Linked DNA regions of Homo sapiens: regions 2 and 3 are each linked to region 1. A link is a loop called in an ENCODE intact Hi-C map of the cell type or tissue named here. Cell type or tissue: gastrocnemius medialis. All regions are shown on one strand. Links, peaks and the distances in the headings refer to the core of each region. The heading gives the core; the rest is flanking DNA. Region 1 overlaps CCDC6 (coiled-coil domain containing 6). Region 2 holds the start of MRLN (myoregulin). Region 3 has its middle 8.6 kb from the start of SLC16A9.

Region 1 (8,000 bases), core at 1-8,000:
GATTTTAGGAAGAATGGGGAACTGTAGTTTTATAAGGCAAAGTTTTGAGAAAGAATAATCTTTATTATTTCCAAATGAAGAGGCATACACATAGGTATTTAAAATAGAATAACCTGTTACTGTTTTCCTTTTTTTCTCATTATAAAAATATAGACTTTCATTATAGATAATCTTAAATTTTTAACAATAAAGTCACTGTCCACAGCAAACTGATCAACAGCGTTGTTAGTCCTCTAGATCCATTCCATAATAGAAACAGAGTACAGATGTGCTAACATTGCCTACATGTTTTGGACAGCACGTATTGGCATCAACAGGCAGTACTACTCGTCACAGCCATGAGTAGGCCTGGTTTCAGACACTGAATGCCCAGTCCTGCTGGAGGGACCCCCAAGAATACTCAGTCTCACCTCTCACACTAAGATACCGCCCATGTAACGCCAGGGCATCGCTGATCCAGAATGGAGAATTTCCTTGCAGAAATGATCTGGTTCAGAGAAAGGTTAATTCTCTAACTTCTGGGTTTCTCTGCAGATTGAACATCTTTTTCCATTTATACTTGTTTGTTATCTTACCACTACCTTATCCCGAATTTAGAGAGGAGGAAGAGGGAAGAGAACTGGATGAGGCACAAATACTTGAGACCATTTCTGCTAGTTAACCAAAGGATGGGTCTGTTATTCCAGATCACTCACAGTGGGGCAATGAGGGGATTCATTGCTTAGGTTTGAACAGATGAATGCAATCCATTAGTTTTATTTTTTTTTAAGTGGCTACAAAAAGGCTCAAAAGTTATCAAGTGTGTTAAGGCAAGTCCTTGGGATTTCAACAACCCCCACCTGTGTCCCTACTGATTCTTTTCAACCTACGCATGCACTGTTTTCCTCGAGCTGCACTATAGCTTGCTTATCCTTATACAGTACAGGAATTAATATGTTCCCATGCTTTAAACAGATATGACACTGGATTAAACTAATTCAACAACAAATGCAAACTCTGCTGCTTCTCTAATATAACCCTGTCTCCATTTCTCTCCCCACCAAATGATTTTAGAGAGGTGATTTTTTTCATCTTTTTGTGTTTAAGGAAAATGTTCAATCTTTATCCCATTCTTGGCATCTACTATAACGCAGTGGCATTCATTAGCACAATAAATACATATTTAAGCCATCCCCTTATACACCTAACAGGATACCAAAGAAAACCTCTGTAGAACCTGGGTTTTATTTTTTAAACAAAAACAAGGCTCATAAGACATGCACACACCTTTCGTCGTCCATTTCTAAGCTGGACTCACTCTCGGAGAGCTGTCGACAGAGGGCTTCTCTTCTCTCCATCTCCCTCTGCAGCTTCCTCTGGAGCCTCAAGTTCTCTTCTCTCATGTGACGTTCCTCCTCCAGATACTGTGCCATTTTCTCTGAATCTGAAAAGTCAGAGTTTTCAATTAAACCATGTTTCATGCAATCATATCCAAATCTAAAAAAAAGGAGACTTCAGTTCAGCCCCTATGCCATAGACAGAGGGAATTGTTACAAGATGGTCTTTCTGGTCGGGTATGGTGGCTCACACTTGTAATCCTGGCACTTGGGGAGGCTGAGGAAGGCGGATCACCTGATGTCAGGAGTTCGAGACCAGCCTGGCTAACATGGTGAAACTCAGTCTCTACTAAAAATACAAACATTAGCTGGGCGTGGTGGCAGGCACCTGTAATCCCAGCTATTCGGGAGGCTGAGGCAGGAGAACTGCTTGAACTCAGGAGGTGGAGGTTGTAGTGAGCGAGACTGAGCTACTGCACTTCAGCCTGGGCAACACAGCAAGACTCTGTCTCAAAAAACAAAGAAACAAAAAAGATATCTGGTCTTTCTCATTCTCCCACACATAGATGAGATATGGATTTAAAGTTTATCTCAAGTATAAAAGTTTACCAATTATTTGCATTTAGAAAAAAATATAAAAGGCAGTGTTGGCAGGTTAGGCATCGTCACTCCCACTCATTTGCATTCTAAAGTGCTTTAAGTAGAAGAGGAAATGGTGGAATTGGAGTCTACAAGTAGCCACTACAAGAGCTCTTCTCTACATTGCCAGAGCTGGGAAAGGAGGGAGGCCCAGATTCTGCCCATGGGCTCTGCTCTAGACACCAGTTTGGCTGCCTCTCAACTCCAGACACAGCAAGCCATCTAGGGGAGCCTGTGACACTTGTTGGCATTCCCGCTGTGCACAGTGGTGGCGGCACACCAAGAACCACTGTACTAGAACATGTGATAACAGTTAACATTCTTTTCACGAGAATAGACATTGACATAGTAAACTAGAAAACTTCAGATTAATATTTCCAAGTCTAATTTGTGGTGTGTGTGTGGCTGTCTGTTACCCTGACTCACACACACGTAGCGGCAGAGGGCAGGTGAAGTCCTGTATATAGCTGGCACCTCTAGGGATGGCATCTTGCTTATGACAAATACCCCTTCCTCAGGAGCTCCCCCACAAATCCAGGTCTCTGCTACAGCACCCATCTCCCAGGACAGAGCTGACTAGCCCTGGCACTAGCTGTTGGACCCAGGCTGAGCCACTTAGACTACCTCTCCCAGGAATCTGAAATGGGGAACTGACATCTTTATGGGGATCCAGGGTCTGCTTCAGCTAAGTTCCCCGGAGCCATCAAAACTCTTGTCCTTCCAAGGTTATTCTTCACAGGATTCTGTGGCATACTCCACAACCTTCCAAAAAAAGAAAAACACGTCTTCCTTCCTCTTTTGACAACCTCCCCACCGCCCCCATTCCTTTCTGGTTTATCTCACACAGAATCTGCTACCAAGTAACCAGAATTATCTAATACAAAATGTGGTGTCTACCCATCTTCTTGCTTCATTTCTTTTCCTTGTCTTTGTCAATGAACTTGGGAAAAGTAAAATCTCCATATACTTCTCTTTTCTGAAAAGCAGCTACAAATTCAGTGGCCATGAGCACGTCTAAGAGAGTTTCCTGTAGGCTGCTGTTCCATATTGTCAGTTCGGTCCAAATTTAGGGAAGAAGGAGGGAGCTGAATGCCACAATGAGCATTTTTCTCCCACAGACTGACCCTATTTCAACTCTCAATGCCCATCAAATTAGTTTCAGTTTTAAGCAACTCTACAAAGGTCTGGCATTTTAGCCAATAAAGACTTCTGATAAGTATTCAATGATTTCCAAGACAGCATCATTACAGATATACAAAAGCTCTTGAATATCCTTATTTTAGAAATTCAAATAAAAATACCAAAATTATTAAACACTATTACGTGCACTAAACACTAAATCCCTTGGCTGTTTCAACATAGCCAGAAACCCCGCTGTCTAATCCAGACACAAAAATCTCTTTAATTGAAGGCATGCTGGGAAAATATTTACAAAGTACACTTTTAATATAAACGATTTAAATTATTTGATCCCAAATATGCAAGCATGCAGAATTTTTCACTTGGCTCTACAGGAAACAAAAGATTGACCCCTTGGAGTATTTGCTGTTTCTAGAACTAGAAGGGTGACTGTCAGAGCAAGCTGACTTTCTTTTCCATAATAGGACTCTTATAATGCCTTTTACAGGAAGGGTGCTGGAGACTACCATGAAATCCTTTGCAGAATTAACATTAGTGAGGCTCCAAGAACAATAACTTCAGAGAACATTGTCTTTCAAAGAAAAAATGGCAATCCTTTAGCATCGGGGAACTCAGCAGGGGGATCCTTAAACAATATATCTATAGATAAGAATGTCCCCTGCAGTGATCGGCTGGGAAGACTTCCTGGCAGTTCAGCAATTGACCTAGAAGACAGAGGCACAGAGAAGGCACCAGGTCCAACACCTCTGGGTGTCACTGACTCACACACAGAAGGCTGTCACCAGAGCATTCCTTGGCTGCCCCCTGCTGGCACACAGCCTCACCTGACCAGATTTGTTCCTATGAGTCCTCCTCCTTCCTCTTGCACACAGAACTCCCTAGTACTTAGGGGCCACAGCTTATATTTCCCCAGGTCTACAGCCATCTCCCAATATAGTAGGCCCTCACTTAACATCATCCACAGATCCTTGGAAACTGTGACTTTAAGTGAAACAACATATGTATGCCATAGGAACTTAACTCTTGTTTGTATCAGTTAGCCTACGGTAAAATTGGTTTGGTTATACAGAAAGTTGTTTCACTTAAAGTCTCAGTTTCCAAGAACCCAAGGATGATGTGAAGTAAGGACTTACTGTATTTTAGTCAAAGATGGTGTGAACTGCGGATGACTTCCACACAGATTCCAAAGAGGTGGCTCCCAAATGATCCAAAGATCTGCATGGCTTGCATTCCCTTCCAAGTTCACAGTTAGAAAATACCAGTGCCCAGACTATACCCCAAGCCAATTCAGTCAGAATTCCAAGGATGAGTCCTAGCCACTGGTCTATTAAAAGCTGGCCAGGCGATGCCAACGTTCAAACATTGCTGAGAACTGTTGAGAGAGAGGTTCAAGTTCAGATGCAGTCAAGCTTGGAGGGTGAGGAGCCACCTGCCATAGCTGCATCCAAAAGAGGCCCAGGTCATCTAACCTAAGGAGAATGCAAGGAATGGATGATGAAAAGTCACTAACACATCCTTTAGGCCCAATCCAATCACTGCAAGCAGCTAAGTGCCACTGCTGCTTCTTTAGTTCAGCTTTCTCTGTCCTCACAAAATCAGAAATAGCACTTACAAATGCCTCTGTTAGTATCTGCAGTCTCTTCAGACTAAACAGTGCAGTATGGAGATAGTAGTAAGCATACATTCTCCCCAAATTCCTTCTGAAATTTTTGCTAGGGGCACGATGGAGCAGTATAAAGGAGGAGGAAAAATGCAAACTGACAGCACGGGAAAAAGTTCAGGAAGGTGCTGAAAGATGTTTGTGTACTCACATGGTAAAAACTCAAAAATCTTAAAATAACTAATATTTGAGAACTATTTGATATATCTCATTTGATTTCCACCAAACACACATAGTAATTAACAACCTGAGGTCCACATCAGGATTACTTATATATATATTTTTTTAATATGCTCCTTTTTTACTCCATGGAGTAAGCCCAGAAACCTGTATGGTGCTAGAATAGTGATTCCCTAAAGATGTCCACATGCTAATCCCCAAAACCTATAAATGCTACTAACCTCACTTGACAGAAGGGCCTTTGCAGAAGTGATTAAGTTAAGGGGCTTGAGATGGGTAGATTATCCTAGATTATCACAGTGGGCCCAACATAATCACAAGGATCCTAATAAAGGGAGGCAGGGGAATCAGAGTGAAAAGAAGATGTAACAACAGAGGCAGAGGTGGGGTGGTACGACTGCAAGGAAGGGGCCACAAGCCAGGGAATCCAGGCAGCCTCTAGAGCTGGAAAAGGCGAGGAAACAGAGGCTCCCCAACAACCTCCAGAAGGATGGCTGCCCTGATGACACCCTGATTTTAGCCTAGTGAGTCCCATCTTAGAACTGTAAGATGGTTAAGTTTGTATTGTTTTGAGCCTCTAGGTTTGTGGTAATTTGTAATAGCAGAAATAGGAAAGTACTACACCATATTTCTCAAAGGCTCCAAGGATGATACTGATACACCATCCCAGATGCTCCACGGCACAAGAATTTGTAAGGAACTTCAGAGACGAAAACAAAGGTAGGAACCACTGAACTTTTTAAAATGCACATTCCATGTGGCCCAACAAATCCACTTCCTGGAATCTATCCTGAAGGTGTTCCTGCACAGGTATCAAACACGTGTATAGAGATGTTCATTGCGGTTGTAGCATAGCAACCAAAAAGGGTCCACTGGTATGGGACTAGTTGAATTATGGCATATTCATACAATCAAATACTATGCAGCCTTTAAATAAGGGATGAAGGCAGCTTTGTATGTATCAGCAGGGGAGAAAACTACAATGCATAGTAAGCGAAAAGAGAAAGGTGTAAATGAGTGTGCTCATTGTGTTACTACAGCTGTCCCTCAGAACCTGTGAATCCCAAGTATACCAATATGTGTGCATACTCAGGTCCTGTAGTCAGCCCTGAGGAACCCACAGATAGGAAAAGTCAGCCTTCCACATGTACAGGTTTGACATCCCATGAATACTGTATTTTCCATCCATCTTTGGTTGTGGATGCAGAACCTCCAGATACGAAGGGACAACTGTATTTATTGAAAAAAAAATCCACAATATAAGTAAACTAGCACAGTTCAAACCCGTGTTGTTCAAGGGTCAACTGTATGTGTATAAATAAGTTTATATACAAATATATCTGGAAGAATATAGTACAAATGTATAATTGTGGGAACAGGGTAGCTAGAGAATAGGAATGAGAGAAAGACCCATTTTTTCACTGCATACCTTTCACTGAATTATCTGTTCAAAAAAATAAATTTGAATAGCCAAAAAAAAAAAAAAAAAAAACCACAAATAGGAGAGACCCAAGAAACTACACAGGGACATAATCAAATATTCAGAAATCTAGTCCTTTGATTTTTCAACTCAACATCTTGGCCTCTTCCAAAATATTAAGTATAAATTTCAAAAGCATTTACTCTTCAAATAGCATGAACAAATGTCAGCTAAGGTTGAATGTAGTAGTAAGGAAGGTAAACACTACTCTCTGCCTTAATATTTTGAAAGTGCTTTGAGGTCTGCTGCAATATTTTTGTTAGCACAATCCTAGAGATAAACATGGCAGAGAAGATTAAAAATGTTACTTGTGATCCTGGATGTTCCTGAAATTACTTTAATTATTTTCTGGAAGTATTCTAAATGGTTTTGTTCTCCCCTACTATAACACTCAAAAAAAAAAAAAATTCCATTCCAGGATGATGAACTTAAGTAAACATGCATCAGTAATATATGAATTTAATTACTGCAAATTCAACAGTAATTAAATGTTGGTAATACCCTATATTTGGTAAAGTTATTAATTCTACAGGCATGAAACTAGTGAAACCAGAGGCTACGTACGCTGTAACTGAGCAGCTCTCAGTTGCTTCTTCAGCCGTTCCACTTCATTCTTTAAAAACCTGATGTGACGCATCATATTTTCTGGAGAATCAATCTCCATGGAGATATCTCTAGGCGATGGTGGAGCAGAGACGGGCTGGTCTAATTTTTCCTGCAGGATTCTTCATTGAAAAGAAAAATTCCAACAATGACTAACAGTTTTCCTTGAAAAGACAAAACAACATACTAGCTGGCAGGTTTGTTTTAAAAGCAAACTCCTGTTTACTGCCAGAATTCACAGGGTTGCTTAATTCCTCTGCCCATTTTACATCAAACTTCTGCCCTTACGTGGTGTCTCACTTCAAAGGGCAGAGCTGATTCTAATCTCCCTTTTTCCTTTTAAATGACTATTAAATGTTTTAAATTAAACAATACTGAAAAGTCTTTATTTAACAACAGGATCTGATAATTATGCCTGGAATACAGTATGCACTTAGAAATACCTGCTGACTCAATGTTCAACTTCTTGGGTTTAGTGCATGAAGATGCTGAGGAAATTCCATTTTCTTACGGCTTTTGATTGAAGCTTCTAAGCTACTATGAATCTCCTTGGAGGGTAAAGTAACACAGAGACTCAACTTCTAAAATTCCCTCCTGCAAAACTAATTGCAAGGGCATGGCAAACTGGACTAGCGGCCCTTTGCTTTTGGCCACAGCAAAGGTAAAAAGTTAAAAACAAAACCAAAATTGTTAGGTTAATAATTAGTAGTGCCACCTTCTTTACCAATTATTTTTATGTTGAAGGATATAAAATACTGATATTCAATAGCTCTGACCTACAAAATGCAAACTTCCATACTGTTCAACCCAATAATTTGGCACTAATACATGTAAAACCTCCAACTGCCTTTTACAAAGTCTTCCTTTGGCAGCAGATCTCTAAATCCCTTTCCATAGCTGCTGGGGTTTTTGTTTTGTTTTTGCTTTGTACCTTTGAGTTTGTCCAGGAGCAAACTGAGTTACCTCCATCCAGGTCTACCCT
Region 2 (11,408 bases), core at 3,409-11,408, 56 kb before region 1:
AAAATTTTCTAACCCTTCTCCTTGTTTCAATCAATGTCTAACAGTTAAGATAATATTGATAGAAGTTCCCTAGAGGCATATGTTGAAAAATGAGACACAGTTGAAATCTGTCCACTTTTGCTTAATAAGCTACTTAAGTAAATAATATTATAATAACCACCATTTATTGAGGGTCTATTATGTGCCAGGCGCTGCTTATGCACAACTGGGAGATGAAGGACTTTGAGTATTCTGTGCCATAGTTTAGAAACTAATCCAGTACTTCAGCTTCCAGATGCCATGCTCTTTCAACTATACTGATTTATTCATGTTTTAAAATGAAAAGTTACTTTTGAAAAGATCTACATTATAATGGAAATGGACTATACTGGCATGGAAACATCACATAATTATTAATGGCCATGCTCCTTCTTCAGTCCTGGATCCTTTCTATATAAGTGAGCTGGTTGTGGATGGGATGGAAGGGCTGACAGTTACCCCTCTGGCCCTGATAACCCCAAATTTGCCGGAATTCACTTTATAACAGTTAGTTGCTAATTTATTCACATCAAAACAATCTGCCCTTTGTAAATGGGACATTGCCCAGATCACAACTGTGAGCTCACTATTTAACAACAAATTTAGCTGAAAGTACAGTTTTTTTGTTTTTGCTCTTGTTGCCCAGGCTGGAGTCCAATGGCACGATGTCGGCTCACTGCACACTGCAGCCTCCACCTCCCGGATTCAAGTGATTCTCCTGCCTCAGCCTCCTGAGTAGCTGGGATTACAGGCATGCACCACCACGTCTGGCTAATTTTTGTATTTTTAGTAGAGATGGGGTTTCTCCATGTTGGTCAGGCTGGTCTTGAACTCCCAACCTCAGGTGATCCGTCCGCCTCATCCTCCCAAAGTGCTGGGATTACAGGCGTGAGCCACTGCTCCCAGCTAAAAGTACAGTTTTTATTATTTATTTTTATTATCTTTTACTACCTATTTTATTCATATTTATTGTTATTTGTTTTTAACCACTTGTTACCTTATGGCTAACAAGTTTCTCCCCTTGACCTCCTTAACATTAACTAAGCTGAGAAATAATAAGAATGCTGCCAAGACATGGTGTTTGAGAGATGGGTCTAGAATCAGACTGACAGAGTTTGAATCTCAGGTCTGCCACTGTGCATGAGATCTTAAGCAAGCTACGTTAACTCTGTGCCTCAGTTGGCACTTCCATAAAGTGGGGATAATGGTACCTGCTTCTTAGGGTAGCCTGATAATTCAATGAGATAATGCTTGTGCCTAGAAAGTAAACATTTAGTAAGTGATAGTGTCTATTATTAATTACAGTTTAGCATATTACTGTTAGACAGTAGCCCTTGAATGAATCATTCTTCTCAAGTTCTCTTTAAGTACCTAAACAGGCAAAACTGTTAAACTCCTATTCATCCTTTGAGATTCAATCTCACCTCCTCTGTTATCCAATCTGACTTCCTTAGACAGAATGTATTTCCGACTTGTCCGTAACATGTTGCCAGTGACCACACTGTATCATGGTTGTTTACATGCAATACGCTATAGTCAGTGATGCTTTCCTAGAAGGTAGGGGACGGCCTTATTCATCCTGGATTCCAGTGCCTCACACTCTCCGACACTAATTAGTTCTCAAAAAATACTGACTTGACTATACTTAAAGCAGAAGCTTTCTGGGAAGAATGAAAGTTCACTTTGTCCAAATGACAATTACAACAAGAAAAACATACATAATAAGTCTACTTCTCCCGGCAAATAATTTTAAAAATAAAATCCCAAAGTTGGGTGCTTGCAACTTGTCTCCCTATGGAGAACATCTCCCTTTCCCAGAAAGTTTATGTTCAAGACAACTGTCTTTTAGAAACTTGAGAAATCATATGAGAACTATGTCTTATTAATGCTTTTTCTTTTGTTTTTTTTTTTTTTGCTTATAATTAGGGAAGCAAGTCAAGTTGTTGGAAGGCAAGAAAAACTTGGCACAGGACGTGCAGGGTTTTAGAATGGGATGATCTGTTGGGATGGCCACCGTTTCTACAGCATACTGGAGGTTTGCCCTCACTAAACTCAAATTCGAGTAATTTGGGAAAATTTGGGCATATGCAATGGTAAATGGATTTTTTGTGTTCTGTAAGCTTCTAAAATTTGAGTTCAAGCTGCATTTTCTGAGCTCATTAAGGTCCCCTTCAATTCTGCCCGAAGTTGAATTATATGAGAAAGGAAATTTAACACAAATCTGAGAAATTAACTTATCAATGACATGAACATTATATCATAGAAAGCTTGTATGGGAATTAAATAATGCATATGGCTGTATGTTTAAATGATGGCAGGCATTATTCTTGCACCTTGTTTCCTGATTAAGACATGATCTCAGGTCAATTATTCTCTTTCCAGCTAAGAAAAACAATAAGGGGGAAAGACTGGAAATACTAACGAAATGTTGGTATAGAAAAGATATTGGAGCTTTTGTAAACTTCTCATTTGACAAACAAGGCCCAGAGAAGTGCAGAGACTTGTCTGAGGTCACACAGTGACTTTTTCCAAAGCTAGTGCTACAATTGCCTCAGCAATTTTCTGACATTTATGATAGACTGGATTCTGCATTTCACCAGTCAGCTACGTGAGGAGAGTCTACCTTCATCACCCTCCAACATCTTTGATTCCAGCCCATGTATAACCAGAGAGTCCAGATCAAAGCAAATCACAAGTGAAAAGTAGAAAATGTGGCAGGTCAGGGCCACAAGGCAGAGAATTTGACAAGTGGACTTCGACTGAACACAGAAACATGTTAGTCACAGATGATCAGTCAGCAAGGTGGAGTGAGGAGAGAGTACAGGATCTGAACCAGATGGAACCAGTTTGAGATCCTGGCTCTTACCACTATTAACTCTGCAGCCTTGGACAAAGCACCTGACCTCAGATGCCACCTCATCTGGAGAACAGAGAGAGTAATATCTGTCTTGTGGGGGGTTGAAAGGACTTTATTCATAGCTAAAGTTCAGTGCCTTCTATACACACTTATTTTTAATCTCATAAAACTTTATGAGGTGGAATATTCATACCACTATTTTCTTATTCAAAAATACAGAAACCCAGAGAGGTTAAGATAGCTGTCCAACGTTACACACGTACTAAGAGGTGACCAAGGATTTTTATGGAGATTTGTTTGGCTCCAATGCCCACGGCCTTAGCCACTGCAATATTGCAGGACTGGTAAAAATGTAAGCCAAGAGGCCAGGCATGGTGGCTCACACCCGTAATCCCAGCACTTTGGGAGGCCAAGGCAGGCAGATCACCTGAGGTCAGGAGTTGGAGATCAGCTTGGCCAACATGGCAAAACCCTGCCTCTACTAAAAATGCAAAAATTAGCTGGGCGTGGTGGTTCGCACCTGTAGTCTCAGCTACTCAGGAGGCTGAAGCACAAGAGTCGCTTGAACCTGGCAGGCAGAGGTTGCAGTGAACCGAGATCGTGCCACTAAACTCCAGCCTGGGTCTCAAAAAAAAAACAAAACAAAACAAGCAAACAAAAAAAGTAAGCCAAGAGCCCAGCATGCTGCCTGACACTCAATAAATAGTGCCTAGTTCAGTGAAGCAGCAGATTCAGAAAGATGGCCACTTCCTTGCAGCCCAGCCATGAAGAGGGATGGAGTAGCTCAGTTAGATGAGAGGAAACAAATAGCCCTTAAGAGATGGAAAGCCCAGAGAAGCTGAGGCAGACACACAGACACATGAGCAGCAGGGTGTTGGCTCGCCTGGCAGCACTCCTGAGGGTCCATCTGATCACCCACCCGCCCCAGGTCAGAAAGCAGGTTTCAGACCTGTCAGGAGCCACTGTGTTTCTCTTCTCTTCAATGGAACCTCCCTTGCTCTCTCTCTCTCTCTCTTTTTTTTTTTTTTTTTTTTTTTTTTTGAGACGGAGTTTCGCTCTTGTTGCCTAGGCTGGAGTGCAATGGCACAATCTTGGCTCACTGCAACCTCCGCCTCCTGGGTTTAAGTAATTCTCCTGCCTCAGCCCCCGAGTAGCTGGGATTACAGGCTCCCACCACCACACCGGTTAATTTTTGTATTTTTAGTAGAGACAGGGTTTCACCATGTTGGACAGGCTGGTGTTGAACTCCTGACCTCAGGTGATCCATCCTCCTTGGCCTCCCAAAATGCTGGGATTACAGGCATGAGCCATCACGCCCAGCCCACTTGCTTTCTTTTTAGGTCAACATCTGTTCAGTTTTGGCTTTCCCAAGCCATTGATGGCCATGCCTCAAATGTTTGAAGTAAATGTTCTGGCCCTAAAAAGAACAATTTTTCTACATATGAACAAACATGACTTCTTAATCCTCCACTATCAGGACTCTTGAAGGTTAAAGTTTCTAGCTGCCATATTCTTGCCCTAAACAGATCATACATTGCCCCTGAGATGACATGAATTTATTCAGTTATGGGCACTGAACATTACGAAATATTCTGGAATTGAAATAATCAAAATGTTATCAACCTTCTCCCTGCCAAGTCTTCCAGCCCTCTCCATGAATCACAGTTGTGATGCACTTTTACAAAGCCGGATGAAATGCCCGGAGCCCTGGCTGGGGATCAGCTGTGCGAGGCTTCCTCAGAGAGCCCCAACGCAGCGGTGCCAGCAGACACTTGTCCTTTGAGTGGTGCGAGGATGCAGAAATGGGTGCAGGATGCAGAAACGGGTGCAGGATGCAGAAATGGGACTAGGGGGGCTTGTTTGTGTTTTTTGACCTGCAGAACTCAGATATCCAAATGAGTGTCATTCCCATTTGGAGTTGGTGAATGGAGGGGAGTGGGGAAATCTCTGGACTTTTTTGAGTATTCAAAGGCATTTGGCAAAACCTTTTAAACTGCCTACTTGGCCTGCAACACACACTCCTTGGTATAAATTCACTGGTGGCAATGTCTTTATGTTTTTAGGTGCAGATCTGATTTCTGAAACAAGCTGATTGTTCTTTGGAGTCAAGTTTAGCTGAAAATAGATGGTTAGGCTGGAGAATAGAATTTCAAGTTTAAATGACAGACTATGACCACCTTTAGAGCAGAAATGATATCTCTAGCATTTTCCACAGAGCTTGGAACAAAGTAAGTGCTTAATGACAATTTTTTTCCATAGGGCAGATGAGGTATGACTTTAAGGTGTTGCTCTTCTATTCTTCACAAAGTCATTACTTAGAAGGTGATACTTGGCCAGGTGCGGTGGCTCACACCTATAATTCCAGCACTTTGGGAGACCAAGGCGGTGGTTCACTTGAGCCCAGGAGTTTGAGACCAGGCTGGGCAACATGGCAAAACCCTGTCTCTACTAAAAAAAAATAATAACAAAAAATTAGCTGGGCATGTTGGTGCACACCTGTAGTCCCAGGTACTCGGGAGGCTGAGGTGGAAGAATCACTTGAGCCTGGGAGGTGGAGATTGCAGTGAGGTGATATCAAGCCACTGCACTCCAGCCTGGGTGACAGAGTAAGACTCTGTCTCAAAAAAAAAAAAAAAAAAAAAGTGATACCCAAGGAGGAGTACTGAACCATGAGTAAGCCCATTCTGACTTTTATAGACCCCGTTTTAGGTTAGCACATGGTGTCTTGCACATGGTAGGAATTAAATACATATTTGCACAATTAAAGTTTACAGAGGAAAACAAAAATCCAATCATATTTCCTGAGTTACAGAGCAACACTTTGGAAAGCAGGTATTGAGACAATCCTTCTTTCTGTCTTATCCAGACACACAGAATCTAATGTGGCAAGGGTGGAAACCAGTCTTTTGGAAACATAGAAAGACAGAGCAAAAAGAAAAATGTTAGAATGCTGATTATAATAGAGCACATACGTTTATGGAAATAATAGTTTATATTTTGAAGTTGTTTGGGGAGGTTTCTCATCATCGCTGATCTTAGCTGTAGACTTAATGTCTTGATTGCTAACAATATACCATCCTCCAATCCACCTGTCCTCAGCATTTGCATGGTTTACACTATTCTAAAAATGAAGTTACTAAAAGTAGTAGAAGTCAGATATCGCCTCTACAGTTTAAATTCATGTTTCCCATCAAAAACCATATTTGGAGGCTCTGGATTTAAATTGGAAACAAATGAGAGATAATTAGGAAGATTCAGGAAAAATTCAAAGAAGGAATTTATAAATTTGTTAAAATAACAGTCACTGTCACTATACTTGGCTTCTTATATACACTGAGTAAACCCCACCACGTTGTAAAAGAGACTATGATTCTCATTTTACAAATGAGCAAACTGAGGCTCAGAGTGGTTGAGTACTTTCTTAGGATCACACAGCTTGTATGTGGTCCAAGCCAGGGCTCAACAACAAGACCACATCTGCCTCCTTCCAGTTCCCTGTCATGCTTCCCTTACACATTTTATTTAGAAGCCTGGTGCACATGTTCAAGAATTGAACATACATAACCAAAGCAGAAAGCTATATTAGTCTGTGGTCTTGAAGAAGGATTGGAGTGTCAGGTTTTAACCCTGCTCAAGAGAACCAAGCGGGGCATTGGCCTTTCTGGGCTTCAGGGTCCCCCTTTTCTAGACAGAAAACATAGTGACCTACTTTGAAGGACTCTCAGAAGCACCCAGCATAAAGAAGGCTGCAAAGACAAAGAAAGCCTCTGGCTAAAAAACAAGGAAGGAATGAATCCATGGAACAAGACAGGTGCCCTCTCTGATCCAAACCTATAACAAGGGGGAAAAAAACAAAAGTGCCCAGGTCTCTTGTCCAACTACTCCTCCCCCCAATCCCCTACATATACTTTTCATATGTGAAAATTCTCTTTGAAATCACTGGAATTCTATTTGGAGAGAAAATACAAGGAGACAGGTCAAGCTGCAGCCACAGGTCTTGGTCAAGTAGTTTAAATATCGTTAATCCTTTGCTTCTCCTCCTGCCTTTATTTAACCAAAAGAAAATGAGAGGAGTAGAAATCTAATTCATTGGTCTCTCTTTATAATCAGCCTTATAAAAAGCAGAGAGATGCTGCAGGGAATAGGAAATAGGCTTTATGAGTCTAAGTGAATTTTAGCCTACTATGTTCTCCCTCTATCAGAAGCACATAAACTTTAGAGTCACACTAAACTTTCCTCCAAAATCAACGTCTTAAAATGCTACATTAAAAAACAAAACAAAACAAACAAAAAAAAAACACTTACTGTCCAGGGGTTCAATAAGCGAAGTCCAAAGTCAAGGGAATGATCTCTCTCTTTTATGAAAAACACCATATGGTCTTGGTGGATCAGGAGGCTCACTGGTCTGTTATTAATAACTGGCTTAGAGCTTTATGAAGAAACATGAGCCAGAATGTCACGGGAGGAGGCAAGTGGAAAGAAATTGACAGGCACAGGTGGAACAAATTATAACAAAGATATACTTATGCCCACACAGGAGCTCAAAGAACCCATGAGAAGGAGATCAGTTCCTCCACAATCAATAGACCCTTATGTCAAGTTTTTGAAGAGTTAAACAACCAACAAAATATCCTGAATGTCGGCAGGGAACATCACACACCAGGGCCTGTCGGGGAGGGGGTGGGAGCCGGGGGGAGGGATAGCATTAGGAGAAATACCTAATGTAAGTCAGAAGTTGATGGGTGCAGCAAACCAACATGGCATATGTATACCTATGTAACAAACCTGCATGTTGTGCACATGTACCCTAGAACTTGAAGTATAATAATAATACAAAAAATCAGGAATGTCAAAAAGACACCATGACTCATTTAATGTTATACTATCCTTTGCTCTTCTGAACAATTATTTTCCATGGACATCTGAATATCTTCTTAAATTTATACATTTTACCTTGTTTATATTGACTCCTCAATTTTAAAAATCTATCAACAAATGGATTTTGAAATGCATGTTATCAACTTTTTAAAGTTTGTTTACCTGTGAGCATATCAGCTGGCTTCCCTTAGAGATCCCAAAACAATTCCTGGAAACATATAGGTACATGTGGGGGTTGGAGGCTGGATCTTGGGATTGTATCATACATAAATTCATGTGGTAAGAATGGAGGTGTAATCATCACTTTACTTCTGGTTGGCAGTGGCTCTCCTCTTTTGGAAACTTATATTTCAAAACATTCCAAATTCTGTGCCTTCCCTCCTCCCCCATAAATGGCATCAAATTGTTTATAATATTAACAGTATGTCTTTATACCTAATTACATTAAACACTGGTTCTGTCTGAAGTATTAAAAGAAACTGACAATTATGTGGCTGGGAGTGGTGGCTCATGCCTGTAATACCAGCACTTTGGAAGGCCAAAGCAGGCAGATGGCTTGAGCTCCGAAGTTCGAGACCAGCCTGGGCAGCATGGTGAAACCCAGTATCTACAAAAAAAATACAGAAAAGTAGCCAGGTATGGTGGCACATGCCTGCAGTCCCAGCTACTCAGGAGGCTGAGGTAGAAGGATCACTTGAACCCTGGAGACAGAGGTTGCAGTGAGCCAAGATCATGCCATGGCACTACAGCCTAGGTAACAGAGCAAGACTCTGTCTCAAAAAATAAAAAAGAAAACTGACAATTAGAGAAAAGTTACTGAAATACATAAAGATTGTTAAATTGCTTCTTTTTTTCTTTTTCAATAGAGATAGGGACTCACTCTGTCACCCAGGCTGAAGTGCAGTATCATGATCATAGCCCACTGCAGCTTTGAACTCCTGAGTTTAAGCAATCCTCCCACCTTGGCCTCTTGAGTAGCTGGGACCATAGGCACGCGCCACTGCACTCAGCTAAATTTTCTTTTTTTTTTTTTGTAGAGATGAGGTCTTGCCTGGTCTTGAATCCTGGACTCAAGTGACCCTTTGCCTCTGTCTCCCAATGTGATGGAATTACAGCCGTGAGCCACTGCACCCAGCCAACTGCTTCATTCTTAAGGTTCCAGCTACTTCTCACCCTGGCTCAGATCTAGTAACTGCTCTTTTGTCAAACTAAACCTTTTTCAGCTAAACGCTGTGGTCGGTGGGGTGGATACCTCACTACAAACCTCACCCAGTGGAATGTTATTCTACTGAGGCAACTGTGAAAAAGAGAAACTGATATGCTAGTGACGCTCAGTTTAATAGATGGGAGAGAAGGAGTGGAATAGGTATATGGCCTTTCTTTTTTTTCCATTCTCTGGTCAATTAAAAAATTTTGAGTACCCACTGAATATATGTATTTTTATTTATAGAACATATGCATATACTATTGTAAATATATCATTTAAATCATAAAATATAAACACAATTTTTAAAAGAAGAAATGTAAAAATAAATAGACATTCTAATATTTTCTTACCACACTTCCAATGGGTCATCTTTACTGGTCCCTGGGGCATGGACACTCCACTCTGCAGCTGACTGATGAGTGTTCAGAACACCAGGCCCACCACTTATTAGCTGTTGTGGGTTGAACTGCATCCCCTAGAGACATTTTCAAGCCCAAGTCCTCAGTACCTGTGAATGTGACCCTATTTGGAAATAGGGCCTTGCTGATATAATCAAAATGAGATCATGCTGGATTAGGGTGGGCCCTAATCCAATGACCTGAGTCCTTGTGAGAAGTGGGAAATGGGGACATAGTCAGGCACATAGGGAGACATCATGTGACAAAGGAAATAGATATTGGAGTGACGTGTCCACAAGCCAAGGAATACCAAGGACTGTGGGCAACCACCAGAGAAGCAAGGAAGAGGCAAAGAAAGACCCTCCCCCAGAGCCTTCAGAGGGGCCATGGTCCTGCCGATACCTTAATCTTGGTCTTCTGGTCTCCATAAATGACACAATAAATTTCTGTTGTTTTAAGCCACCCTGTTGGTGGTAGAATTGAGGTTCTAATACTTTAAAAAGTATTTTTATAAAAAATGAAAGCAAATGTTTTAAGAATTCAAATTCAAAAAATTTAGTTAACTCTTTTTTTTAAAAAAAAGACTACTTTAATATTTGTTTTTGATAGAAAGAGCTGTCTTCTGAGTTATCCAAGTTCAGCATAATGCAAGCATACATTTGTATTCTATTTGGGCTTATTCTTCCTGAATTTAGACAGCTCTACTGATTGAATAATGTTTATTCAATTATTATGTTTCCTATTATTCAAGCATTATGTTTCCTAGATGTTTAAGATGATGAAAACGGGAGATGTGTGTTTAACTAAATTAATTATTCTGACAAACTTCATTTCAACAATAATTATGTTTTGTGGTATGTCAGCTTGAAGACAGTCTCTAAGATCTTTTAGTAACTTAAAACTTATGCTAGTTTAAGTTAATTAATGGATAGTCATTAAATATCTAGATCATTTCTAATAAGATAAAGTATTAAAATATTAATCACTAAGCATAATTTTAAGGCTGTATGTATTTTGCCACATTGAGAAATTGTACTATAAGGACATCTAAGCTATAAAACATTGTAAGGTGTATATTCATAAGCTTTGCTACAAAATTGTAGTGTCTGACTGCTCACAGGTATTTACCTCATAGCTATCTCTGTGAAATAGAAGTTAAAAAGTTATGATTAATATTCTGAGTGAGATTCTCTAGGAAAAATATTGCAGAGAAGAGTAACTTTGTACTCAGGATGTGTTTTTGTTAAGGTAAAGGAGCATAGTTTTGTCCTAAAGTAAAATGACTGGCTGTTCCAGAGTGAGGAAGAAGAATAGGTAGCACAAAACCTAAATGGATGTAGAAACCTGTAGAAGGTGCACAGAAAGGGAATTTTATTTGCCATAGTCGAAACTGGCTAAGGTTTAGTGGCTTTATTTACAAGATTTTCTTAAAAGAGTCTTGATATCAAACATTATGCTGATACAAAATTAAAACTGCTTTTCTTTCTGTTAAATGACAAAATTTTCTTGAATCATTTATGTACTTTTTAAGAGGTTGTTAAGATTTTTCTTTACCTTCTGAGAAATCTGCCTAAAAGGCAATGATTCTATTTTATCAGAATAATTTTCTGTGCTTTACGTTCAGTTTTTCAGGTCGTTGATTACTTACAGGAACAAAGTCTTCTCACTCTTGAAAGAATTAAGGTTCTTTACAATCCTGTTACCTCCTATGTTTTCTTTAAAAATTTTCTGTCACTTTGATTTTAAATTCACTGCTTTGTTTTAAATGCCACAGAAACAACCAAATTTCCTTGTCAATTGCATTATTTTTGTAACGAACTCATCAGATATTTCATTTTTGAAAAATTATCATTAACAAGTTAACCATGGTCATTTTTGGTCTCTTGGCCTCTAGAGAAAGTTTTTGTTGTTGTTGTTTTACTTTGATTCTTCCTGGAAAGCACTTGCAAATCAGCTACAAACCAGAGTGCTTTGACATTAAAAACGATGGTCTCAGAGCCCCACGGGAAAGGACTATGCTGAGTACTCATGGGCACAGGCTTATGATGGT
Region 3 (8,802 bases), core at 784-8,783, 91 kb before region 1:
AATGTGCATATTCTTATGTATAAGGAAAATTAAGGCCTCATGAGGTTAAAGAGGTGCCCGAAGTTGGAGGGCACCAAAATGGCTGAGACAGAGGCAGACACAGGCAAAGTGAGTCCAGGGTCCACACATAACGTAGGACCTCCAGCTGTGCTTACCAAGCTTTATACCAGGCTCCAGCAGAGTGCTTGGCACATAGCAGGTTCTCAAAAGTTCACTGAAGGAGAGGAAGAGAAAATTTCTGCATCTGTCCAGGGCACTTTAAAGCCATTTCCCACATTTTAAATCCACCCATAGAATCTTATGTGCTACAAATTCAGTTTACATGATCTACAGTGTCATTATTAAGGAAGAAGGGCTTACTACCAAAGGCAGGGTGTGGAGTTCAAATATACCAACGGATCCAATTTCTTCTTGTGAAAATACAGGTGGAGTAGATGCATACTATATAAAAATAAACACAAGATGAGTGCATCAAATCTTTTTATGAAACAGTGCCAGTTTTTTTTAATGTGCTTTTGCCTAAGTATTTGATTTAGATGTATTACATAAAGTTTCAGACGGCACCAGTTTTTCAGTTCAAAGTGTTACATTTTAGCCTTCTTCTCTTCATTACATGATGTAAGAGAAAGAGCATGACTTTTACTCTATGTACAGGGTCCATCCTGCCTAAAATGTGTAGGTAGTCCAAAGACTTTGCCCACTGGTTCACTAAGTAAAAAATGTTTACTTGGCAAATATGGTCACCTTAGATCTATCTATTCAACAGGCTGCAATTTTGATTTCTTGGGAGTAATTTAGAAGATGGTAACTAATCCATGAAAGTAAAAGTTATACAGGAAAAAACATACCCTTGAGGAAAAAAAATATAGTCAAGCAGTTTCCTAACAGTTTGAACATAGACTGAAATCAATGCAGACAGAAGCAATCTAAAAGGATACATGAATTATCCTCTACTTACCCTACCCCCAGGCTGGGCTCACATAGAATGGTTTACTCATCTCTGTCCCTACCACCTACCACATTGCAGAGCTACTTACACTTTTCCATCAAAGTACTTGGGAGTTATTCCAAACCATAGGCAAGCAACTTGCTGTAGATATGAAATGTGTCCTCTGGTTTATGTTTTTTGTTTGTTTGGTTGGTTAGTTCGGATTTTTTTTTTTTTTTTTTTTGGCAGGGTCTCTGTTGCCCAGGCAGGAGTGCAATGGGATGATTTTGGTTCACTGCAACCCGAACCTTTTGGTCTCAAGCGATTCTCCTACTTCTGCCTCCAAGTAGCTGGAACTACAGGCAGGCAGCATCACACTCAGCTAATCGTGTGTATGTTGAGGGATGTGTAGACAGGGTCTCACTATATTGCCCAGGCTGATCTCAAACTCCAGGGCTCAAGTGATCCTCCTGCCTCTGCCTTCCAAAGTGCTGGGATTATTGGCGTGAGCCACCATGCCTGGCCTGCTTTATTTTGAAGATGCTTCTGAATCCTGCCTTCTCAATATCAATGTTTGTTTTTATATAGTTAATCAAACTATATGAAAATTTCGTTGATAGTTTAACAATTTAAATATTTATTATTTGATAATTTAACAATTATCAAATCACTGATAATTTAACAATTTAAATATTTAATATTAATAATTTAATATAATAACCAAAGCTCACATTTTAAAGAAATTACTATGTACAGTGTATTAGGGTCTGGGCAGGAAACAGGATTCATCCCAGATAGTCAAAGAAATCTTAAGGGAAAAATACTTTATAGCAATGTGGGCAGAGTCAAAAGAATAAATAGGAGGCACTCAAAGCTGAGGGACAGTGGGAAGCCTTTACTGCTCCTGGGGCTTCAGTGACAAAGGGAAGACCTAGTGTGCCCAGGGCCTGGGCTAGCAGCCCCTGAAGGGGGCTGAAATTGGGAAGGAAGGTAGTTTGTTCCCAGAGACAAGGCATCAAAATGGGTGTACAGCCAATACTCTCACCTCTCTCTCTGCTCTCAGATCTCTTGGTGGTGCCTACCCTTGACCAAGCCCACGCAGAAGGCAGGCATTGAGGGAGAATGGAATACTGCCCATAAGGGTTCAGCCTCCCAGGAACAGAGAGTCAAAGAGGGGCAGAAATTGGATTGGGATGGGGTGGGCTGGCAAATGAAGAATGACTAGAACCACCAGGCACTGTGCTAAGTACTTTACCTATATTATTTTATTTTCATAATGACAACCTTATGAGGTAGGTACAATTTATTCCATCCAAAAAATGAAAAAATACAGGTATGGAGATTAAACCCAGGCTGTCTGACTCTGGATTCTGTGCTCTCAACCACTACTATTTAACCAAGCTGTATTAAAAATAGCATTTTGAACTGAGTGTGGTGGCACATGCCTGTAGTCCCAGCTACTTGGGAAGCTGAGGGAGGAAAATTGCTGAAGCTCAGAAGTTTGAGTCCAGCCTGGGCAACATAGTAAGACCCCCCAACTCTAAAAATAAATAAATAAATAAATTTAAATGATATTTTAAAACTACTTACCTAATTAGAAACTACTTAGCTAGTGACATACATGCTCTGTGTTTGTCACGTAACTTTATCATCATCATCACTCCTATTTTAATAAATTTGCCCTGATTTCATCAGCAATTCTCCTATAGTCAGTCTCATGAATTTTATGTTGATCCTATTATCTTAAACCTTCTATCCTTTTCTTCAGTTCTGGAGATGTGCCTTATTTGTTATCTATAACATAAATTCCCATGTATGAACTACAAAATATACTGTCATTTTATTTATTCATTCATCTAATAATTCTTGTAGCCTGGGCATGGTGGCTCACACGTGTAATCCCAGCTACTCAAGAGGCCGAGGCATGAGAATCGCTTGAACCTGGGAGGCAGAGGTTGAAGTGGGCAGAGATCGTGTTACTGCACTCCAGCCTGGGCCACAGAGTGAGACCCTGTCTCAAAAAATAAAAATTAAAAATAAATGATATATCTTGTTTATTTTATGCCAGGCATCATATAAAACAAAGGAGGTTGCAATCTAGGAAAGAAGACTGACAGTAATACTAGAATGGGCTAACCACCCCAATCAGGGAACTTGTGCCATGTTAAAGAAACACAGAGTCTGAGGCACTGCTTGGCTTGAGAGGGAGGCATTCCAAGACAGAGAGGAGAGCATCTGCAAAGTCTTCATGGCATGAAAGACTCCCATGGTATGCTAGGGAATTACAATGGATTGTTACAAATGATTAAAAGTCAGAGTATTTGTGGGAAGGGGAAGGTAAACAATCATAGGGCTTTTGAATGCAGTTAACAGTTCCCATCTCTTGGCAGGATAGCATAAATTGGAGAACTTGGAAGGACCCACGTTCATTTAGAGATCTCATTGGTAGGGACTATGTATTCTCATGAGGACATTAATGAGCTCCATCCTTGCAGAGTTTTATTCAAGATTCAAAGTCCCAGAAGAAAGTGTGACTGGCCTGGTTTGGGCCATGTAGCCATCTCTAAGCTAGGGGAAAACAGGGCACTTTGAGAGTACTCATTAGGGGAGAGATACTTCTCCAAAAACAAACTGGGATGCTGACTAGCCAAAAAACAACAAATGTTCTCTACAATGGTTTAGACCATGGAAGTTCTCATCTCCATGTGAAGACTATCCAGCAAAGGAGAACCATTGCAACATTCTAAACAGAGGAATGACATGGTTGAATTTGTGTTTCAAGGTGATCACTCTTAGAAACCATGTCAGAGGGTACACTGACTGGGAAGGAGACTAGTTAGAAGGCTGATTTAATAGCTGAGGCAAAAGATAGGAAAACTTAAAATCTATAAAATTATAAAATGATATAGGGACCAATTTGAAAGATAGAGAATTACCACATAACTGGTAGTGGCTGTGATTAGTAGATAAAGGTCTAAGACAGTTTCTGGATTTCCGGTTAGAACTTAGAATAACAAGAACAAAGAATTGCTAGAAAGTGAGGGAAGTGTGCCTCACATTGCAGGATCCTCTAGAATAGTTCCAATTTCAAATATGATATCTCATCATTCCAATAACACATCAAAATTTCATGAAACTCCAGCATTATTGAATCTAAAATACATCTTCAAGATTTCTTTTGCAACTGGAAATAGTACAAAATTATTTTGTCAAATTCAGTTTCTTGATTTGTGGCTTGGAAAATATAATCATAGATCACTGAAGAGATGCAACAGAAACAAAAAATAGAAAACCTATGAGATACCAGTATATTAAGGAACGGTGTCTGGTAAAGCAAGGGCTAAAGTTTCACTGGAAATAGAACTGTCCTAACCAAGAAGAATGAGAAATTGATGATTAGGCTAAAGAGGTCTTAGGGAAAAAAAGACAATATCTTTTGGCAGTAAGAAGCTAACGTCTGTCAAACCCCAGGGGTACAGCTGGCTCAGATAGAAGCATGGCAATAGCTCCTTTATCCTCAACCAAATCTGTCACTGTGGATTTAGATTAAAAGTCATTATGTTTCCAAGTCTACAGAGAGGTATGGCCCATGGTACAAATACTTGGATCCATCACAAAGACTCTGGTACCCACCAATCTAAGGCTGAATTGATTGTCAACATCATGTACAATGATAATTATGGGCATTTCCTTTTATTGAATCTGGTTCTTCAGACATCTTTGGAGGCACAAAGAAGCTGCTTCTGGGTGTTTTAATTCCTAGGGTATTTTTTGTCTTGATTATTTCTTAGTCACATGTGGTCATGAATGCTCTTTTTGAGACTGCTGAATCTGAACCTGAGTCTTAGGAAAAGGGCCCTGGAGATTAGCAGGTGCAACCTCATATTCAATGTAGGATTTAATCTTCTAATTTTTCAGATGAAGAAACAGAAATCCCAAGAGGTTAAAAGAAGCAGAGGGCATATAGGACAAAAGCACAGACCCTGAAGCCCAAACAACCTATTAGCTTCTTAATCTTGATGAGGGTCCTTATCTTCTTTGTGCCTGTTTCATCATCTATAAAACAGGGAAAATAATACCTACCTCAAATGGTAGTTGTGAAGGTTCATGAATTAAACCAGAAAAAGTGTTCAGAACAGCCTAACACATAGTACGTAAGTTCTATATGAGTACTTGTTTTCATGAGTATACCAAAGAATCCCATGGCAAGTAAGGTTCTGAACCTATCTGTACTAAAGTTAAAGGAAGAAAATTCTATCCATTGACAAATTTACAATGACTAATGAACGGATGTCATATGCACTATCCTTTTCTCTCCATTACACAACTGGCATCTGAGTTATTCAAATTCATCCAAGAAGTTTCTGTAGTGACACGCAGGTATGGTAACCAGTTCAGAGAATCAAAGTCCAGCAACCAAAATAGTCTGAAACTTGGCCTTTTAATGTGAATTTAAATAGAATTAAATCACTCCTCAGGCATCACCCTCCTTCCACATCACATCAATATTTCTATAACTCGGGTACATCTTCTGTCAACTGTGGTCTTAATGAAGTAAAGGATTGGATTCTGCCTTCGATGTAATTCTTGGAAAGGCCACTAGTTCAACTTTTCTTTGGCTGGTCAAGATTATTTTTCAGCAGGTTCTCCAGCCAGTAATGTTATAATATACACCAAATAAATTAAGAAATGAACATTACTGTGAGGTGGAAAAATAAATACCTAATGGAACTCCTGTGGTGCTGACAACTGTAATTTGCAAAAAGTTTGACTTGTCAAGTGTGGCCCAAATGGCATATTTTATAAAAAGAAGTATGTAACTAATAAATACCCAAAGCAAAAAACTCAATATGCAAAGAGCTTGCTTGTGGAACATTAGCTATGATAATTATTTGAAGTACACAGTGTTCCTCCAACCCTGAAATAATAAAGTAACCTCTCAAAGTATAAAATAGCAAAGAAAATATTCAGCACTGCACACATGCCTGGCATAGAGTAGGTACCCAATGATTTAGTAGGTAAATAAATTTAATGACTGTCAATTAAAAAGTATCTCAGGTTAACTTGGCTCCTCATTACTTGACCTAAGGCACTTGAAGAAAATGTGAGGAATTTCTTATGTAATTAACTATTTAATATGTAATGGGTAATAAGGAACCCCAATAATAAGGTAAATTATTATTAGATGGCATAAAAAATAAATTCAAAGAAAATAAATGAAAGTTTTAAAACTCAAACCTCTTACTTTGGTTTGAGTTTTAAAACTCATTTATTTTCTTTAAATTTCTTTATTTCATAATCTGTATTTCACATTTCAAATGCTGAGAATTATCAGGTGTCAAAAATGTGCTCCCCCTTCTAGAGATTAGGAGAAAATCTTTTCAAAAACTATAAAAGTGGGGCAGCCACTTTGTAAAATAGCCTGGCACTTCCTCAAAAGGTTAAAGATAGAGTCACCAGATGAGCCAATGGTTTCCATTCCTGGGTACATAACCAAGAAAAATGAAAACATGCCCTCACAAAGACTTGTACATGAATGTTCATAGCAGCATTATTCACATTAGCCAAAAAGTGGAAACAACCCAAATGCCCATCAACTGATGAACAAATAAAGAAAATGTGGTATATCCATACAATGGAATATTATTCTGCTGTAAAAAGTACTTATAAATTCTAAGTGGAAAGAAGACAGATAGGAAAGGCTACATGTTATATATTCCATTTATATGAACATCACAGAATTAGGTGAATTTAGAGACAGAAAGAAGATTACTGGTTGCCTAGGGCTGAAGAAGGGGACCTGCTGAGGGAAAATGGGGAGAAGCTCCTAACATGTACTAATGGGCATGGGGTTTCTTTTTGGAATGATGAAAATTTCTAAAATTGACTGTGATGTTGATTGCAGAACTCTGTAAATATGCTAAAAAGCATTAAATTTTACACTTTGAATTGCATGTCAATTGTATGTCAAGTGAATTGTATGGTATATGAATTACCTCTCAATAAAGCTGTTATTTAAAAAAATACAGCAGATGTAACTTTAGCTCTGCTTGTGTTTTTTTTTTTGCTTTCATTTTTTTCTGATTTTTTTTTCTATTTTATTTTATTTTATTTTTACATGAATAAGTTCTTTAGTGGTGATTTCTGAGATTTCAGTGCACCCATCACTGGAGCAGTGGACGCTGTACCCAATGTGTAGTCTTTTATCCCTCACCATCCCCTACTCTTTCCCCCAAGTCCCCAAAGTCTTATGCCTTGGCATGCTCATAGCTTAGTTCCCACTTATGAGTGAGAACATATGATGTTTGGTTTTCCATTCCTGAGTTACTTCACTTAGAATAATGGTCTCCATTTCCTTCCAGGTTGCTGCAAATGCCATTATTTCATTCCTTTTTATAGCTGAGTAGTATTCCGTGGTGTGTGTGTGTGTGTGTGTGTGTGTGTGTGTGTGTGTATAAAACAATTTCTTTATCCACTCAATGACTGATGGTCATTTGGGCTGGTTCCATATTTTTGCAATTGTGAATTGTGCTGCTATATACATGCATGTGAAAGTATGTTTTTCGTATAATGACTTCTTTTCCTCTGGGTAGATAGCCAGTAGTGGAATTGCTGGGTCAAACGGTAGTTCTGCTTTTAGTTTTTTAAGGAATCTTCACACTGTTTTCCATAGTGATTGTACTAGTTTACATTCCCACCTATAGTGTAAAAGTGTTCTCTTTTCACCACATCCATGCCAACATCTATTATTATTTGATTTGATTTTTTTTTATCATGGCCATTCTTTCAGGAGCAAGGTGGTATCACATTGTGGTTTTGATTTGCATTTCTCTGATCATTAGTGATGTTGAGCATTTTTTTATATGTTTGTTGGCCATTTGTATATCTTCTTTTGATAATTGTCTAATCATGTCCTTAGCCCAATTTTTGATGGGATTGTTTGTTTTTTTCTTGCTAATTTATTTGAGTTCCTTATAGATTCTGGATATTGGTCCTTCGTCACATGTGTAGATTGCAAAGATTTTCTCCCACTCTGTGGGCTGTTTGCTCTGCTGATTGTTTCTTTTGCTGTGTAGAATCTTGTTAGTTTAATTAAGTCCCATCTATTTATCTTTGTTTTTGTTACATTTGCTTTTGGGTTCCAGGTCATGAAGTCTTTGCCTAAGCCAAGGTCTAGCTTATCTTCTAGAACTTTTATGGTTTCAGGCCTTATATTTAAGTCTTTGATCCATCTTGAGTTGATTTTTGTATAAGGTAAGAGATGATCCAGTTTCATTCTTCTACATGTGGCTTGTCAAGCACCATTTGTTGAATAGGGTGTCCTTTTCCCACTTTATGCTTTTCTTTGCTTTGTCGAAGATCAGTTGGATGAAAGTGCTTGGCTTTATTTCTGGGTTCTCTATTCTGTTCCATTGGTCTGTGTGCCTATTTTGTACCAGTACCATGCTGTTTTGGTGACTATGACATTATAGTATATTTGAAGTCAGGTAATGTGATGCCTCCAGATTTCTTCTTTTTGCTTAGTCTTTCTTTGGCTATGGGGGCACTTTTTTTGGTTCCATATGAATTTTAGTGTTGTTTATTCTAGTTCTGTGAAGAATGATGGTGGTATTCTGATGGAAATTACATTGAATTTGTAGATTGCTTTTGGCAGTATTATCATTTTTACAAGATAGATTCTACCCATCCAGGTATGTCAATTGTATTGTATGATATATGAATTATATCTCAATAAAGCTGTTACTAAAAAAATACAGCAGATGTAATTTTAGCTCCGCTTGTAGTTTTTAAAAATATGTCAGCAAAACACAGCCTTTAAATTCATCTAGTAGAGTAACAGAGCTGCTTAATATTGTGCCAAGTTAGGGGTCAGA

The links. Peaks named below come from ENCODE experiments on the same cell type or tissue, not always from the same donor. Only the 100,000 strongest peaks of a DNase experiment are listed, where the experiment ranks them.
Region 2: a loop joins it to region 1, with 2.7 times the contacts of the local background. A loop is called at or near these places in 4 of 110 quality-filtered maps.
Region 3: a loop joins it to region 1, with 3 times the contacts of the local background. A loop is called at or near these places in 6 of 110 quality-filtered maps.

What each region holds. Positions count from the first base shown.
Region 1 is chr10:59,805,656-59,813,655 of GRCh38, forward strand. CCDC6 (coiled-coil domain containing 6) reads right to left here. Exons shown (of 9, transcript NM_005436.5): 5 at 6,980-7,140; 6 at 1,267-1,423. Among named protein-coding and RNA genes, the nearest start is that of MRLN, 56 kb to the left of the region's middle. In gastrocnemius medialis, for the core only: a CTCF peak has its summit at 3,903 (motif pointing left); DNase peaks (open chromatin) are centred at 2,176, 2,433 and 3,876; H3K27ac peaks cover 3,533 bases.
Region 2 is chr10:59,746,174-59,757,581 of GRCh38, forward strand. MRLN (myoregulin) reads right to left here and starts at 7,282. Exons shown (of 3, transcript NM_001304731.2): 1 at 7,181-7,282. In gastrocnemius medialis, for the core only: no CTCF peak of the experiment used is centred there; DNase peaks (open chromatin) are centred at 4,598 and 7,308; H3K4me3 peaks cover 2,631 bases; H3K27ac peaks cover 5,480 bases.
Region 3 is chr10:59,714,031-59,722,832 of GRCh38, forward strand. No RefSeq gene overlaps it. Among named protein-coding and RNA genes, the nearest start is that of SLC16A9, 8.6 kb to the left of the region's middle. In gastrocnemius medialis, for the core only: a CTCF peak has its summit at 5,504; no DNase peak of the experiment used is centred there.